2 separate regions of the Mus musculus genome follow, and region 2 is linked to region 1. A link is a loop called in an ENCODE intact Hi-C map of the cell type or tissue named here. Cell type or tissue: gastrocnemius. All regions are shown on one strand.

Evidence for each region. A loop is a pair of places that touch in the nucleus more often than their neighbours do. Peaks named below come from ENCODE experiments on the same cell type or tissue, not always from the same donor. Only the 100,000 strongest peaks of a DNase experiment are listed, where the experiment ranks them.
Region 2: it touches region 1 in a loop (2.1-fold over the local background); 2 of 42 quality-filtered maps call a loop at or near these places.

Annotation. Positions count from the first base shown.
Region 1 is chr7:19,085,757-19,093,756 of GRCm38, forward strand. Dmpk (dystrophia myotonica-protein kinase) reads left to right here. Exons shown (of 15, transcript NM_001379257.1): 2 at 230-321; 3 at 576-659; 4 at 733-828; 5 at 1,137-1,285; 6 at 1,484-1,577; 7 at 1,738-1,944; 8 at 2,245-2,508; 9 at 3,155-3,240; 10 at 5,173-5,284; 11 at 5,925-6,088; 12 at 6,183-6,280; 13 at 6,452-6,498; 14 at 6,791-6,876; 15 at 7,194-8,000. The coding sequence ends at 7,353. It overlaps Mir3100 (microRNA 3100), which reads left to right and starts at 1,072; the gene lies at 1,072-1,136. In gastrocnemius, CTCF peaks have their summits at 3,265 (motif pointing left) and 7,537 (motif pointing left); DNase peaks (open chromatin) are centred at 3,245, 6,857, 7,227, 7,538 and 1 more place; H3K4me3 peaks cover 2,194 bases; H3K27ac peaks cover 2,678 bases.
Region 2 is chr7:19,001,852-19,009,851 of GRCm38, forward strand. It overlaps Irf2bp1 (interferon regulatory factor 2 binding protein 1), which reads left to right and starts at 2,207. Exons shown (of 1, transcript NM_178757.4): 1 at 2,207-4,912. The coding sequence starts at 2,586. The coding sequence ends at 4,340. In gastrocnemius, a CTCF peak has its summit at 4,814 (motif pointing right); DNase peaks (open chromatin) are centred at 1,117, 2,184, 3,021, 3,638 and 4 more places; H3K4me3 peaks cover 4,367 bases; H3K27ac peaks cover 3,305 bases.

The DNA of each region.
Region 1 (8,000 bases):
CATCACATGGGAGTGAAAGGCCTGATGCGCCAGCTTCTCCCACTGCCTCCCTTTCTGCCCTGCAACCCTGTGGAAACAGGCAGTTCTGGGTCCCACAAACATCACAGAGGTTTTGAAAGCAGAATCCTAAAGCCGATTTAAGGGGCAGAAGGAAGGAGGCTATAAAGTCACTACCCTTACCGCTAGTGTTCTGATGACCCTTGGTTCTTCTTCCCCCACCCCCGCCCAGTGGAGCCCATTGCAGCAAGGCTTAAGGAGGTCCGACTGCAGAGGGATGATTTTGAGATTTTGAAGGTGATCGGGCGTGGGGCGTTCAGCGAGGTGAGTCTTCAGTGGCCTGGGAATGGAACTTTACTTGATGTGGGTGGGGCATAACAGCTGGGGCAGAGCCTTAAAAATTGATGAATGAGCTTGAATTTAAGGCTGGAGGGGTGGGGGCGGAGCTTGTGGTCAGTGGGCGGTGTGCACGTGAGGGCGGGGCTAAGGTTGGGTGGAGATAAGGGTGGAGTCCTGTCTGGGTGAGCCTTGCTGGTTTTCCCTGCCACCTCTTGCTGTCATCTCGGTTCCGTATTTAGGTAGCGGTGGTGAAGATGAAACAGACGGGCCAAGTGTATGCCATGAAGATTATGAATAAGTGGGACATGCTGAAGAGAGGCGAGGTGAGGGCCAGGGATTAGGGCAGCGCCCTCATCTCTCCAACTCACCTCCTGTAGCTTCTCTCCTACCTCACAGGTGTCGTGCTTCCGGGAAGAAAGGGATGTATTAGTGAAAGGGGACCGGCGCTGGATCACACAGCTGCACTTTGCCTTCCAGGATGAGAACTACCTGGTAAGCTCCGGGTTCAGGTGACTAGGAAAGAGTGACAGTTACATCGCCCCAAGTCAAGAAGGCTGGAGAAGGGAGAAGCTGCTGTAGATCGGGGGGGTGGGGGTGGGGGGGACACACACAGGGGATGGGGGACGGGGGTAGGATTGTGTCTCAAGTATAGGAGAGACCTTCCTTGAGACAGGAGTGATATCTGGTTTGGCCTTTGGATGGGGCGCTCTCTCACTGTGCGGGGGTCCTCTGTGCTTGGGAACGGGGTGTCTTTGGGAGTCTTGGGGGCTACCAAACCCCTGTGACACACCCGCTCCCAGTACCTGGTCATGGAATACTACGTGGGCGGGGACCTGCTAACGCTGCTGAGCAAGTTTGGGGAGCGGATCCCCGCCGAGATGGCTCGCTTCTACCTGGCCGAGATTGTCATGGCCATAGACTCCGTGCACCGGCTGGGCTACGTGCACAGGTGGGCGTGGCGGGGCCCTTGGAGGGTTAGCAGAATTTGTGTGGGAAGGAAGGGTACCTGAAGGTCAGATCCCATTGGGGACAGAATCGGGGTCTAGAATTGTAGAATCCTGGGTGGGGTGGAAGTGGATCGAGCTGACGGGCCCTAAGAGGGAAGGTTTTCAAGAAAGCACACTTTCCCTCTTCTCTCTATGCACAGGGACATCAAACCAGATAACATTCTGCTGGACCGATGTGGGCACATTCGCCTGGCAGACTTCGGCTCCTGCCTCAAACTGCAGCCTGATGGAATGGTAAGAAGAGCCTGGCGAAACTCTCCTCATTGGTGAAGGACCGGATTAGGGGGCGGGGCTGGGTTGAGGAGCAGGAGGGGAGCTTGGTCTGGGATGTCCTGCGCACCATATTTGGACAGTCAAGGGAAAGGTTTTAAGCATTCAGGTCTGATTGGCACAGGTGAGGTCGCTGGTGGCTGTGGGCACCCCGGACTACCTGTCTCCTGAGATTCTGCAGGCCGTTGGTGGAGGGCCTGGGGCAGGCAGCTACGGGCCAGAGTGTGACTGGTGGGCACTGGGCGTGTTCGCCTATGAGATGTTCTATGGGCAGACCCCCTTCTACGCGGACTCCACAGCCGAGACATATGCCAAGATTGTGCACTACAGGGTGAGCACAAGCACCATGCAGGGGGGCTGACTTAGTGGCTTGTGCTCCCAGACTGTCTTTTTTAAAAGATATTTATTTATATGTGTGTGTTTTCTGTGTATGTATATCTGTGCACTGAGTAGGTGTGCGAAGGTCAGAGGGCATGGGATCCCCTGGAACTGGAGTCACAGACTATTGTGTGCTGCCATGCTGAGTGCTGGGAAACAGAACCTTGATCACTCTGCAAGAGCAGCCAGTGCACTGAAACGACAGAGCCAGCTCTGCAGCCCAGGGCTAACTGTTGCTTTTCTTTCTAAATAGGAACACTTGTCGCTGCCGCTGGCAGACACAGTTGTCCCCGAGGAAGCTCAGGACCTCATTCGTGGGCTGCTGTGTCCTGCTGAGATAAGGCTAGGTCGAGGTGGGGCAGGTGATTTCCAGAAACATCCTTTCTTCTTTGGCCTTGATTGGGAGGGTCTCCGAGACAGTGTACCCCCCTTTACACCAGACTTCGAGGGTGCCACGGACACATGCAATTTCGATGTGGTGGAGGACCGGCTCACTGCCATGGTGAGCGGGGGCGGGGTACGTACCTGCAGTTCCTGATCCGTTGAGGGGACTTCCCTAGCCTCTTCCATAAAATTGGGGTGATTGGCCAGGTGTGGTGGTGCATACCTTTAATCGTAGAACTTCATAGGCAGAGGCAGGTGGCTCTCTGGTAAATCAAGGCCATCTTGGTCTACATAGTGACTTCTAGGCCAGTCAGGAGTGAGATCCTCCCTTGAAAAATAAAAAAGGGGGTGTTGACCTTCCTGGGTCCCAAATTATTATCCTAGAGCACTGCTATGTATCCACTCAGGTATGAGGACACACAGGTGACCAGTCCCAAAGACAGTGAGTGAGGCCTCACTCTTGGCAGTACTAAAATTGATTGTAGGGGGCTGGGCTCTTGACCCAGCCTGGAAAGTGCTGGAGGGCTTCCTGGAGGAGGAGACTAGCTGAGCCCAGAAGGATGCAGGAGATCCTTTCTCGGGTGAGTGCTCTCAGCATTTTAACAAGCTCTAGGCCCTGCAGAGAGAAGTCTGGTGTGGGCAGAGCCCCAATAGAAAGCAACAAGATAGAAGAGAAAATGGTGGAGTTTGTTAGTGGGGGCAGTTATGCCGTGAACATAGAGGGGCGAAGGGCCATCTCGGATAACTGCTAGCCACAAGAGCCCTGTCTGTCTTCCTAGGAGACGCTGTCAGACATGCAGGAAGACATGCCCCTTGGGGTGCGCCTGCCCTTCGTGGGCTACTCCTACTGCTGCATGGCCTTCAGGTGAGCACGACTGCCCCCTGCTGGGGCCTGTGTGCAGGCCCACCACAGCCACTCAATTGAAGGCTCAGTCTTCAAACCAAGTATTCCTAGGAGCTGTCTAAGTTAGGCTTTCTGCTGCTGCGATGAACCCTGACTAAAAGCAAGCTGGGGAGGAAAAGGCTTATCGGGCTTACGTTTCCACATGGGAGCCCATCACTGAAGGAAGCCAGGACAGGAACTCACAGCGGGGCAGGAACGTGGAGCTGATGCAGAGGCAATGGAGGGGAGCTGCTTACTGACTTGATCCTTATGTCTTCCTCAGCCTGTTTCCTTGTAGAGCCCAGGACCACCAGGCCAGTGAGGGCTCCACTCACAATGGGCTGAGCTCTCATCTATGATCACTAGTTATGAAAATGCCCGATAGGCTTGCCTGCAGCTTCAGTTTTTGAGGCACTTTCCTTCCTTCCTTCCTTCCTTCCTTCCTTCCTTCCTTCCTTTCTTTCTTTCTTTCTTTCTTTCTTTCTTTCTTTCTTTCTTTCTTTCTTTCTTTCTTTCTTAGTCTTTTAGAGACAGGGTCTTTCTATGTAGCTCTGGCTGTCTTGGAATTCATTCTGTAGACCAGGCTGGTCTTATTTATTTATTTTATGTATGTGAGTCCACTATCACTGTCCTCAGACACACCAGAAGAGGGCATCAGATCCCATTACAGATGGCTGTGAGCCACCATGTGGTTGCTGGGAATTGAACTCAGGACCTCTGGAAGAGCAGCCAGTGCTCCTGCCCTGTAGAGGCATTTTCTTCATGAAGGCTGTCTCCTCTCTGATGACTTGATGACTCTAGCTTGTTGTGTCAAGTGGACATAAGACTAGGAAAGCAGCTACACATGCACTTTGTTTATTTTTGTTTTGCTTTTTGAGACTGGGTCTCTCCATCTCATAGCTCTGGCCATCCTGCCTGGTGACATTCCAGTCCAGTTGTATAACCTAAGAATCTGAGACTCAGCCTTGCAGAATCCTGCTATTAACGGGTCTAGGACACTCCATAGAATCCAGGATCTTAGAAAAACAAACCTGAAGTGTGACAGTTTATTTTAAGAACACAATTGGAGCACATAACAATAATACAACTTTTCAGTTTTAAAAAGTTTTCTGTCTTGTTTTTTGAGGCAGGAGCTCCTTAATATAGTCTAAGCCGCCCTGCGAGTGCTGTGATTGATGGGCATGTACCACCATGCCTAGTCAATAAAGCCTTTAAAAAGCATCCGTTATGCTGGCTGTGGTGCCACAAACCTGTAATCCCAGCACTTAGAAGGTAGAGGCAAGATTATCAGAAATTCAAGGCCATCCTGGGCTATACAGTAATCTAAGGCTAGCCTGGTCTACAAGAGACTCTGTCTAAAGAAACAAAAGATAAATAGCACCCACTATTGCTAGGCAATATAACCCTATAACCCCACCATTGAGGAGGCTGAGGCTGGAGCATCACTGCAAATTTGAGGCCAGGATGGTCAACAAATAAGTCCCAGAGCTGGCATAGAGGAACTCTGTCTCAACAATAAAGAGAACTTATCTAGCATTTATGAGGGTAAATAAAAATTTACCATTGCCACAAAAAATGTAAATGAAGAGACTGCTTTTAGGAGTGAACTGGGAAGCAGGGAACACTTAGAGGATGCTCACTCACACAGGTATCCACCATCAGGCATGCCTCAGGCCTGCACAGGGAAGGACAACTTGTTTCATGATTTGCAAGCAGCATCCCATGCTCCTTAGAGCGGGTTGGGCCCAGCCCACCCTCTGTGGAGTTATCGCTCAGCCAGGCAGCAAGGCAGCCAAGGTGCTGAGGCCCTGGCAGTCTGCTCTCTTCTCTGCTCTGAACCTCCTTTAGCTTTAGCCTAGGAGCCTGGCCTGGTGCCCACAGGCTAGGGAGTCCCTAGCCTCTTCCTCTTCTCAGAGACAATCAGGTCCCGGACCCCACCCCTATGGAACTAGAGGCCCTGCAGTTGCCTGTGTCAGACTTGCAAGGGCTTGACTTGCAGCCCCCAGTGTCCCCACCGGATCAAGTGGTGAGTAGACTGAGAGGTGGGCAAAGCTTCCTGGGTGGGTGTACCTGCAGTGCCAACTGCCAGGCTGTTAATTCAGTAGGACACTGTCCCCAACTGGCCCAACTGCACATCCTGTAGTCAGGAGGCACAGGCAGAAAAATCCCAAATTCAAGGCTTGCTCCCGTTATGTAATGAGATCCTGTCTTGGAGTAAAAAACAAAGAAGAGAACTAGGGATAGCTCAGAGGTAGATGCTCTCCTGGCATGGGGGTGGGGTCAGAAAGCAACACCAACCGGGGCCTGGGAGGGAGGGACTGCCAACCACCTGGAGGAGTCTGGGGTAGACTTGGTGAACAAAGTTCAGAGGCCATCAGGTGGGATGCTGGTTTCTTAAAAGCCACAGATAGGTGGGTAGCATTGGAAAGAGGAGTGGGGGGTTGCAGAAAGTGACAAGACACAAACTGGGGAGGCCTAAGGGTAAAGCCAGGGTTGTCTGAAGCACTGTGGAGCTGGGAGGAACACGCTAAACTTCTGACTTCAGCCCTTCAGTTCCCCTGTTGACTACACTGTCCCCAGGGACCCAGGGATGGGGAGAGGTGGACGGGGGAGGGAAGTACGGGACTGATCCAGCTCCAGGTCCCAACTCTGATCCCCACCGACAGGCTGAAGAGGCTGACCTAGTGGCTGTCCCTGCCCCTGTGGCTGAGGCAGAGACCACGGTAACGCTGCAGCAGCTCCAGGAAGCCCTGGAAGAAGAGGTTCTCACCCGGCAGAGCCTGAGCCGCGAGCTGGAGGCCATCCGGACCGCCAACCAGAACTTCTCCAGGTCAGGGTCACAGTGCTGGGGTGAGGGGAGAGGAGAGCAGCAACCCTCGCAGTCTCCTCACCGATAGGTCGGCTCACTCCCCTATCTTTCCCAGCCAACTACAGGAGGCCGAGGTCCGAAACCGAGACCTGGAGGCGCATGTTCGGCAGCTACAGGAACGGATGGAGATGCTGCAGGCCCCAGGAGCCGCAGGCGAGTCCCTCACCTGCTTCCAGCCAAGGGGGCACTGGGTGGAGATGGGGGGCATGTTGGGTGTGTGAACCCTCGGGGCAGGGGAGGAGTCCAGGCTGGGGCACCGCAGCCGCGCCACTGCCTTTCTCCTCCATCCTCCACACTCCATACACCTCTCTCTTCTCCTTCCAGCCATCACGGGGGTCCCCAGTCCCCGGGCCACGGATCCACCTTCCCATGTAAGACCCCTCTCTCCCCTCCCCGATCCCCATCTTAGATATGCTACCCACAGCCCTTCTCCCGTCCACGTTTAGGGTCCATTCTCCTTGGGGGTTCCAGAAGAAAGCTGCCCTTCACTCATCCATTCAGCATGCACTATCTACCAGCTCTCCCTCGTTTCAGGCTTCTCGCCAAATCCTCCCCAAGGGAACTCCCTATACTCCCGTTCTGGCCTCGACTAGATTCCCGCACTGCCTCTCGCCCTGCTGCTGGGCTCCGATCGGGTCACCTGTCCCTTCTCTCTCCAGCTAGATGGCCCCCCGGCCGTGGCTGTGGGCCAGTGCCCGCTGGTGGGGCCAGGCCCCATGCACCGCCGTCACCTGCTGCTCCCTGCCAGGGTATGTCCCACGTCCGCCCACCACGGGCCTCTGCCTAGCTCTGCCCACTGAGTGTCACCACTGCTTGCTGTGCCTCTGTGGAGCTCGGCCCACCGCAGGGAGGGGGGGTATTCGGGCGGCCAATCAACACAGGCTGCTGCTAAGTAGCCAATGACGAGTTCCAACAGGAGCTCTTTCTTGCGAGCAGACCAACTTTAGCTGCGGGCTGTGGGGACCAGAGATGCGCTCAGAGGCCCATCTATGGGTATAGGCTGGGCGGCTCCCAGGAGCCAGTGGGCCCCTGTAGCCTAGTGCTAATCCAACCTTCTCTCCTGCAGATCCCTAGGCCTGGCCTATCCGAGGCGCGTTGCCTGCTCCTGTTCGCCGCTGCTCTGGCTGCTGCCGCCACACTGGGCTGCACTGGGTTGGTGGCCTATACCGGCGGTCTCACCCCAGTCTGGTGTTTCCCGGGAGCCACCTTCGCCCCCTGAACCCTAAGACTCCAAGCCATCTTTCATTTAGGCCTCCTAGGAAGGTCGAGCGACCAGGGAGCGACCCAAAGCGTCTCTGTGCCCATCGCGCCCCCCCCCCCCCCCCACCGCTCCGCTCCACACTTCTGTGAGCCTGGGTCCCCACCCAGCTCCGCTCCTGTGATCCAGGCCTGCCACCTGGCGGCCGGGGAGGGAGGAACAGGGCTCGTGCCCAGCACCCCTGGTTCCTGCAGAGCTGGTAGCCACCGCTGCTGCAGCAGCTGGGCATTCGCCGACCTTGCTTTACTCAGCCCCGACGTGGATGGGCAAACTGCTCAGCTCATCCGATTTCACTTTTTCACTCTCCCAGCCATCAGTTACAAGCCATAAGCATGAGCCCCCTATTTCCAGGGACATCCCATTCCCATAGTGATGGATCAGCAAGACCTCTGCCAGCACACACGGAGTCTTTGGCTTCGGACAGCCTCACTCCTGGGGGTTGCTGCAACTCCTTCCCCGTGTACACGTCTGCACTCTAACAACGGAGCCACAGCTGCACTCCCCCCTCCCCCAAAGCAGTGTGGGTATTTATTGATCTTGTTATCTGACTCACTGACAGACTCCGGGACCCACGTTTTAGATGCATTGAGACTCGACATTCCTCGGTATTTATTG
Region 2 (8,000 bases), 84 kb before region 1:
GCAGGTGATTGCCCCTCTAAAAGCCTTAACTAACCCTGGTGCAGAAGCACACACTTGAAGGTTGCAACAAACAGAGTTTATCTAGGTCTGTTAAGAGCAGTTCAATAAAGTAATTGGGTAGTTAACTCAGGCAAGGACAGAGACGGGGCAGAACGAAAAATAGGCTTTTACAGCCTTAAAGAGCCTATCAAGGGATCATGGCTCATACTTGCCATTCCTGTACTAGGGAGGCTTGCTGTGAGTTCAAGGCTAACCTGTGCTTCAGAGACCTATCGTTAGAAAAAGGAAAAATAAATAAAGCCAGGCATGGTTAATGTATTTTTGAAATCTCAGCCCCCAGGAGGTTAAGGAAGGAGGACCCAGAGCTCAGGCCAGCCAGCCTGGACCACCTAGTGAGGCCCAGTTTCAAAATTAAAAATACAGGCTGGTAGTACATCTCAGCACTAGAGCACTTAGCATAAGGCCCTGGATTCCATCCCAGTACCACGTATAAGCAGGAGAAAGTAAATAAACAGTAGTACAGGAAACCTATGGTTGTGAACATAGTATCTCCCAGGAAACGATAAAAATAGGCAATTTGTTTAAGGGAGAAGTGTTAAAACAGTAATGCAGGTGGTAGTTAAATTGTAACGCTGAAATAGAAAGCCAGGGCTGCTGTGACTACTCTGGGGTGGGGGTGAGAAAACCACCAAGCCTCCACTAAGTGCAAACCTGGAAGAACGCAAAGAAGACACTGGGGGGGGGGGGGGGAATTGAGACCACCAGCGGGGATCCAGGCCAAGTGAGGGGAAAGGGCTGATGTGAGCTAGGTCCTGGAGACATATGTCGCTTCTCCTAGCTCCCCCCACCCCCCCAAAAAAGCTAAAAACATGGGGTGCCCACAGCCGATTGGGCCCACCAGGCCATTAAGCACTTGGAGGTTTGGGGTTGCCCTTCCCAGCAATCTCCTCTTGGCTTCCTCATTCCAAATATAAGAGTAATAAGAGCCCCCTAACCTGGGGGGTGGGGGTGGAGGGAGAGGGCGAAATTCCCTGCTAGCAAGGGGGGGGGGCAAGAATCGGGAAGGCCTTCCCCCCCCAAGCTTCCAAGCAGAGGAAGTACGTCAGTGCGTCCATCTCGCAGAGCATTTTGGGAATTGTAGTGAAATTGGAGGTGTACCGAGAAGCCAACTCTGTAACCCTTTAGAGACCAAATACGTGCACAGCTGGAGCAGAATTGGCAGGCTCAGAGAACGTTCTTTAGCAGATGAGGAAACTAAGGCAGCCGCCTGGCTCGGAAGCCTACAGTCTTATCATCCTGTAGCCTCTGGGCCGCCCTTGAGGCTAGTACCTAAGACACTGGGAAGGACAAACTGCCAAGTAGACACTACTCTCCAAGAGTTGCCTGAAACCATCCCCTTGAAACCGTCCAATCAGAGCCTCTCCGCCCCAATTCCCCCAAAGCTGCTGCCTTTCTAACCGGTTATTGGCCCTTCTTGAAGGGGCGGGATTCTAAGAGAGGGCAAGACTCTTCTAGAACTGCTCAGCAAATCAGAGCAGAAACTGCTTTCCGGCTTCTGGGTATGGTGTCGGGACTGTAAACCCACAAGGAGGCTGAAGCAGGGAGATTGCAGCAAGTTTGAGGCCAGCCTAGACTACATAGGCTAGCCTTCTAGGCCAACCTGAGCTAAAGAATAAATCTAAGTCTTAAGAAAGAAAGAGGGGGGGCTGGTGAGATGGCTCAGTGGGTAAGAGCACCCGACTGCTCTTCCGAAGGTCAGGAGTTCAAATCCCAGCAACCACATGGTGGCTCACAACCATCCGTAACGAGATCTGACTCCCTCTTCTGGAGTGTCTGAGGACAGCTGCAGTGTACTTACATATAATAAATAAATAAATAAATAAATCTAAAAAAAAAAAAAAAAGATTGTTTAAAAAAAAAAAAAAGAAAGAAAGAGGGGGCGGGGAAAGGGGGGAAATTGCATCCACAGCAACTTGGCCACCCGAGCATTTATGAAACCATTACCCACTCCATGGACCCTGTGTGCGAACCCCAGCTTCCTGGCGAGGCACAGTGAAAATTAAGCACCCAGACCAGCGCGCGCCCTCTTTTCCCGCCACTGCTTTCTACCCAGTCCCCTTTAAGAAGCAGCCCCGACGGGACTACATTTCCCAGAAGGCTTTGCCCGCGCGTTATGTAACTTTCCCTGCGAAGCGGCCTCTGGGGCAGAAGAAGGAGGTGGAGGCGACGGCGGCCGTTGCAGCGGCGTCGGCGGCGCGAGCGGAGCGGCGGGAGCCTGGGGCGGCGGCGCCCGAGGCCCATCGAGGAGCTGGAGCTGTGCATCGCGGCTCACGGCGCGGACCGGACGGGGGCGCCGACGTGCGTGCTCGTGGCTTGCCTTTTCCACCGGAGGCGGGAGTGAGAGAGAGAGGAAAAAAAAGGCTGAGGGCCCAGGGGGCGGGGAAGGGGGGCCGGGCCTGAATCCGGCGGGGAGGCCGAGCCCGAGGCCGGATTGAGCGGCTCGCGCGCCCGTCCCGGGGCACGGCGGAGCGAACGTGGGCGGCGGGTGCACAGCAGGGGCACCTGGCGGCGTTCCGGGGGGCGCCATGGCGTCCGTGCAAGCGTCCCGCCGCCAGTGGTGCTACCTGTGCGACCTGCCCAAGATGCCGTGGGCCATGGTGTGGGACTTCAGCGAGGCTGTGTGCCGCGGGTGCGTGAATTTCGAGGGCGCGGACCGCATCGAGCTGCTCATCGACGCCGCCCGCCAGCTCAAGCGCAGCCACGTGCTCCCCGAGGGCCGCTCGCCCGGACCCCCGGCTCTCAAGCACCCGACTTCCAAGGACCTAGCCTCCACGGGCTCCCAGGGCTCCCAGTTGCCACCCCCGCAGGCCCAGGCGCAGCCATCGGGGACCGGCGGTAGCGTCTCAGGCCCGGACCGCTATGACAGGGCTACTTCATCCAGCCGCCTGGCGCTGCCTTCGCCGGCTTTGGAGTACACCCTGGGGTCCCGCTTGGCCAACGGGCTGGGCCGCGAGGAGGCCGTGGCGGAAGGGGCACGCAGGGCTTTGCTTGGCTCCATCCCCAGCTTGATGCCCCCCGGGCTGCTGGCAGCTGCAGTGTCTGGCCTTGGAGGCCGAGCTCTGACGCTGGCACCTGGCTTAAGCCCCGCTCGTCCACTTTTCGGCTCCGATTTCGAGAAGGAGAAGCAGCAGAGGAATGCGGACTGCTTGGCAGAACTGAACGAGGCCATGCGGGGCCGGGCGGAGGAGTGGCATGGGCGTCCCAAGGCTGTAAGGGAACAGCTACTGGCTCTGTCCGCCTGTGCCCCTTTCAATGTTCGATTCAAGAAGGACCACGGGCTGGTGGGACGGGTGTTCGCCTTTGATGCCACTGCCCGCCCTCCGGGCTATGAGTTCGAGCTGAAGCTCTTCACCGAATACCCCTGTGGTTCTGGCAATGTTTACGCGGGGGTCCTTGCAGTGGCTCGCCAGATGTTTCATGATGCTCTTCGAGAGCCAGGGAAGGCCCTGGCCTCATCGGGCTTCAAGTACCTCGAGTATGAACGGCGCCATGGTTCAGGGGAATGGCGCCAGTTAGGAGAGCTGCTTACGGATGGGGTCCGCAGCTTCCGAGAGCCTGCTCCTGCGGAGGCCCTGCCCCAGCAGTACCCAGAACCGGCCCCTGCTGCTCTGTGTGGCCCACCTCCAAGAGCCCCATCCCGAAACCTGGCGCCCACTCCACGCCGTCGCAAAGCATCCCCTGAGCCCGAGGGCGAGACAGCTGGGAAGATGACCACGGAGGAGCAGCAACAGCGGCACTGGGTGGCGCCAGGCGGTCCATACTCTTCAGAGACCCCTGGTGTGCCCTCACCTATTGCTGCCCTCAAGAATGTGGCCGAGGCTCTGGGCCACTCACCCAAGGACCCTGGTGGGGGTGGAGGCTCTGTCCGCGCAGGGGGTGCTAGCCCCGCGGCTTCCTCCACAACCCAACCACCGGCCCAGCATCGTTTGGTGGCACGCAATGGAGAGGCAGAAGTCAGCCCCACTGCCGGGGCTGAAGCTGTCAGCGGGGGTGGTAGCGGCACAGGGGCGACCCCTGGAGCCCCCTTGTGCTGTACCCTGTGCAGAGAAAGGCTGGAAGACACCCACTTCGTGCAGTGTCCCTCGGTACCCGGACACAAGTTCTGCTTTCCTTGCTCCCGAGAGTTTATCAAGGCACAGGGCCCAGCCGGAGAGGTGTACTGCCCCAGTGGAGACAAATGTCCACTGGTGGGTTCCTCTGTCCCCTGGGCCTTCATGCAGGGCGAGATCGCTACTATTCTTGCTGGTGACATCAAGGTCAAGAAAGAAAGAGACCCCTAGGCTGCCACTGCCAGGCTTCTTTCCCCTCCCCCTTAACCATCACCGCATCTGCGGATAAATTATTCCCTACCGCACCCAACCCTGTACCACCCTAACCTATGTATATACCCTTTCCTCTGCCCAGATGGGTCCCCTGGGGTAGATACATTGTGGGTGGGGGGAGAGAGCTTGTGGCTCCTGTCAGAGAGGGTGTTTGGGGTTCCTGGGCCCCTCCTTTCTTTTTCCTTTCTTGGCTTGGCTTTCCTGCTGTTGGTAGTTGGGTGAGAGGTACCCCGCGTGTCCTTGAGAAGGGACCTCCTGAGAACTCGCTCTTTATAAACGAAGCAAAAGCATTTTATTGTTCCCCCTCTCCCACCCTTTTCCTCCTTCAATAAACTGAGAGATGGGTTGTTCTTTTTCCCCCTTCTTGTTCCCTTTAGTTTTTATGAGATGCTGCGCCCCCTTCGGGATTGGACTTGTCCTGCGCGCAAGAGGACTTCTGCGTTGTGACCACTAGGTGGTGCCTTTTGTCCAGTGGGCTGCTGTTTGTAGTAGTGTACATTTGCTGTGCTCTAATTAAAGGTGTAGTCGAGGCCGGTTTTGCAGACGATGGTACTGAGATTCTGACAGGGCTTGGCTCCTGCACGGCGATCACAAACTTGAGAGTAGGTTTGCACTACAGCTGGCCCTCTGAATGCAGAGACATCAGAGGAGGGAAAAGAAGTAGGAAGTGTTCTAGAGGTAGTTTACTTGGAGATATTTCTAGGGGCACTGTCCATGGAAAGAGTGAGTTGAACCTTCCTGGGTAAATGTATATGGGAGCAGGATGGTACCTTCTTGCTTCATATAGTGCCCAAGAGATGGACACACCTGAGAAACCTGAACTGGGCTCACGCCCTTCATCTGGGGACAGTGGCTATCACCCTAAAACACTTAGGAGCTAAGTAAAAGGCTCCCGCCCACCGCGGCTGCTTCTGATGTGTGTGCGGCCTTGTCCCGCACCTGTCCTGGGTGACTGATCATTAACCAGGATTTCCTGCCCGCTGGCGTCATGGGGGTGGGGTCTGGGGCCTAGGCAGACTATGGCAAAACAGGGGTTAAAAGGAGGGGGTGGCCCCAGCAGTCACATCCTGGCCCCCACTTGAGACCCTGACATGGAGATTCCGGGAAGGGATACAATGGTAAGCCAACGAGACAGTGTCCAGTGAGAACCAGCGACCCAAGGGTGTCCCTGATCTCCTCTCCAGGTGTCTCCTCACTGCCTTGTGCCCCTCATTCACCTGAAGACAGACATGGCCCCAGCTCTCTGCAGGATCTTGAGTAATGTTTCCCCCACCCCAGTAGGGAGCACATACCTGCTCAGGCAACCCAACCCAAGCACCAGCCTAGGCTCAGGGCAGGGCTGGGAAAACTATCCCTGATTAAATACGCCAGGTGATAAACAGGAGCAGGGGTGGTGCTGGAGAGAGCACCCCTCCCTCAGAGGACTCCCTGTTTGATCCAGGGCTGCAGACCCAAGCACCCTCTCTTCCCCCTCCCCCTAAATCCTCAGGACTAGAGGCCTCCTCACACCTGGCCACCTTGCTCCAGGAAGGGCTCACAGCTGTGGAAGACACCTGGTCCTTTAAGAGCAGCTGGTAGGTGGGGGCGGGGGGCAGGGGAGTCACCCCCAGCCTGGCTGCTGTGTATTTTAGATAGAGGTTGGGTTAACTATTAACAGAACAGACAGCCTGACCTGTGTGGGTGTTGGGGGGGGGGGAATGGGTCAGTTCCCCTTCCCCCAGTACCCAGGTGGGGTTAGGGTGGAAGGATTTGGGGACCAGAGAGTAGGCAGAAAGACTAAGGAATATGCTGCAGAGACGTCCTGAAAAATGTGGGAAACCACAGAAGTAGGGAAGAGAGGAGCAAGTGGCCAGTTGGTGAGGGCTGGGAGTGGGGCTCAGTGATAGAACCCTGGCCTAGAGGGCCAGTGAAGGCCTGAGTGTGTGACTCAGTGGCAGAGGGTTTGCCTAAGGTCTACAGTAAAGAGCTGGGGGTGTGGTTCAGTGGTAGAGCCCCTGCCTAAGCATCTGGAAGAGTGTGGGTTCCATCCCCAACACCACAAAAGCCTTTTTAAAATTCTATGTCCAGTGCTGTTTCATCTACATGTGTCTGTGTGATGATGTCAGATCCCCTGCCGTGTGGGTACTGGGAACTGAACCTGGGTTCTCTTAACCCCTAAGCCATCACTCCAGCCCCACAAACGCTTGTCCAGAGAGGCATGGAAAACAGAGAAGCTCGAAAGTGAGGCAAAAATTGAGGAAAACAGAGGAGGAGTGAGTTTAATGGAGGCATGTCCAGAAAGGTCGAGGAAGGGGATGTACAAGCTGGGAGACAGAATGATGCCCACAGTCCCGGCACTCAGGACACCGAGGCAGAAAGTGGGCACAAGTTCCTGGCTGGACTGGGCAGCATGGAACAGCCCATCTCAGAAAGCAAACAAAGATGGAGAAGAAAAAAAGCAGGTGAGGACAAGGGAAGATTTAATGACTGCCTCACTCCTGCACTGTGAGCCCCCAGACGGGAAAGCCCGGGCTGCTACACTGTACCCTCAGCATCACCCAGCCCAGAGTTAGTCTAAGGGATGCATAAATAAACAGGATCCTTAACCCTCAGTAAAAATGGCTCAGCCACCATGGGGTGACAAGTCCCGGGTCAGATGCTACAGTTTATAGAGTTGTGAATGCAGCCTCTGTTTCCAGAAATGACTGTTCAAATGAGAGACACGGACCCTTAAACCATGGCAGCCACAGGAGCTCAAGTCATAAGAAAAGACAGGCCAGGCAAAGGCACGTTGCTATTTTAGAAAGGGTTCGCTGAGAACCAAAGGAAAGAAAGGAGCATGTCAAGAGAGATGAGAATGGCTCACATGTGCAAAGGTCCTGTGGTAGTAACCTGCTTGCTTCCTCACCAAAGCAGCCATGAGCCAGAGCAAGTCCTATGGGGAGAGGCCACCTAAGGATCTTAGGACAACCAGGTACAACAGATGCAGACAGACAGTAACGTGGAGAAGTCCTGTCCTACAACTTTCTCCACCAGGAAAGCCCCTCAGACCCTGGAAAAAGGATTCTAGGTTCCCCTGTATGCCTGCCCATGCCCTGCCCACTCACACCTTGGGCAGAGGAAGCTGGCAGGCCCCCACAGGAACCTTTGTGTGTGGAGGGGTGTCAGTGAATAGAGGCGAGGCGGGTAGCAGGAACGAAAAGAGGAGTGTCGAGCAGGCAGGCCTCGGGCTGCGGCTACACAAAGGCCCCAGTGTCTGCCCCTCCTGCCCCCATACAGATATAAATAAGATGTGCATATACCTTTTTATATATACCAGCGGGCTGGGGCAGAGGCTGGGGGCCCACTCTGTCCCTGAAGGGCCAAGGCACAGCACAGTCTGCCACTGTGGCCAAGACTTGAACCAACTGAGAAGGTGGGAGAAGATTCCATGGTAAAAAGCAGCTTGGGAGCCCAGAGTTGGGAAATGACACAATAAAGTGATTCTGAAGTTGCAGACACAAACTGGGCTGGCAAGAAGGAAAGGATGGAGAAAGACCGACAGCAGAATCAAGAGATGGCAGGGAAAGCCGGAGCCACGGAAACACGGGCAAAAGGAAGTATGTACAGAAAGATACCAAGAGATTAAAATACAGGGAG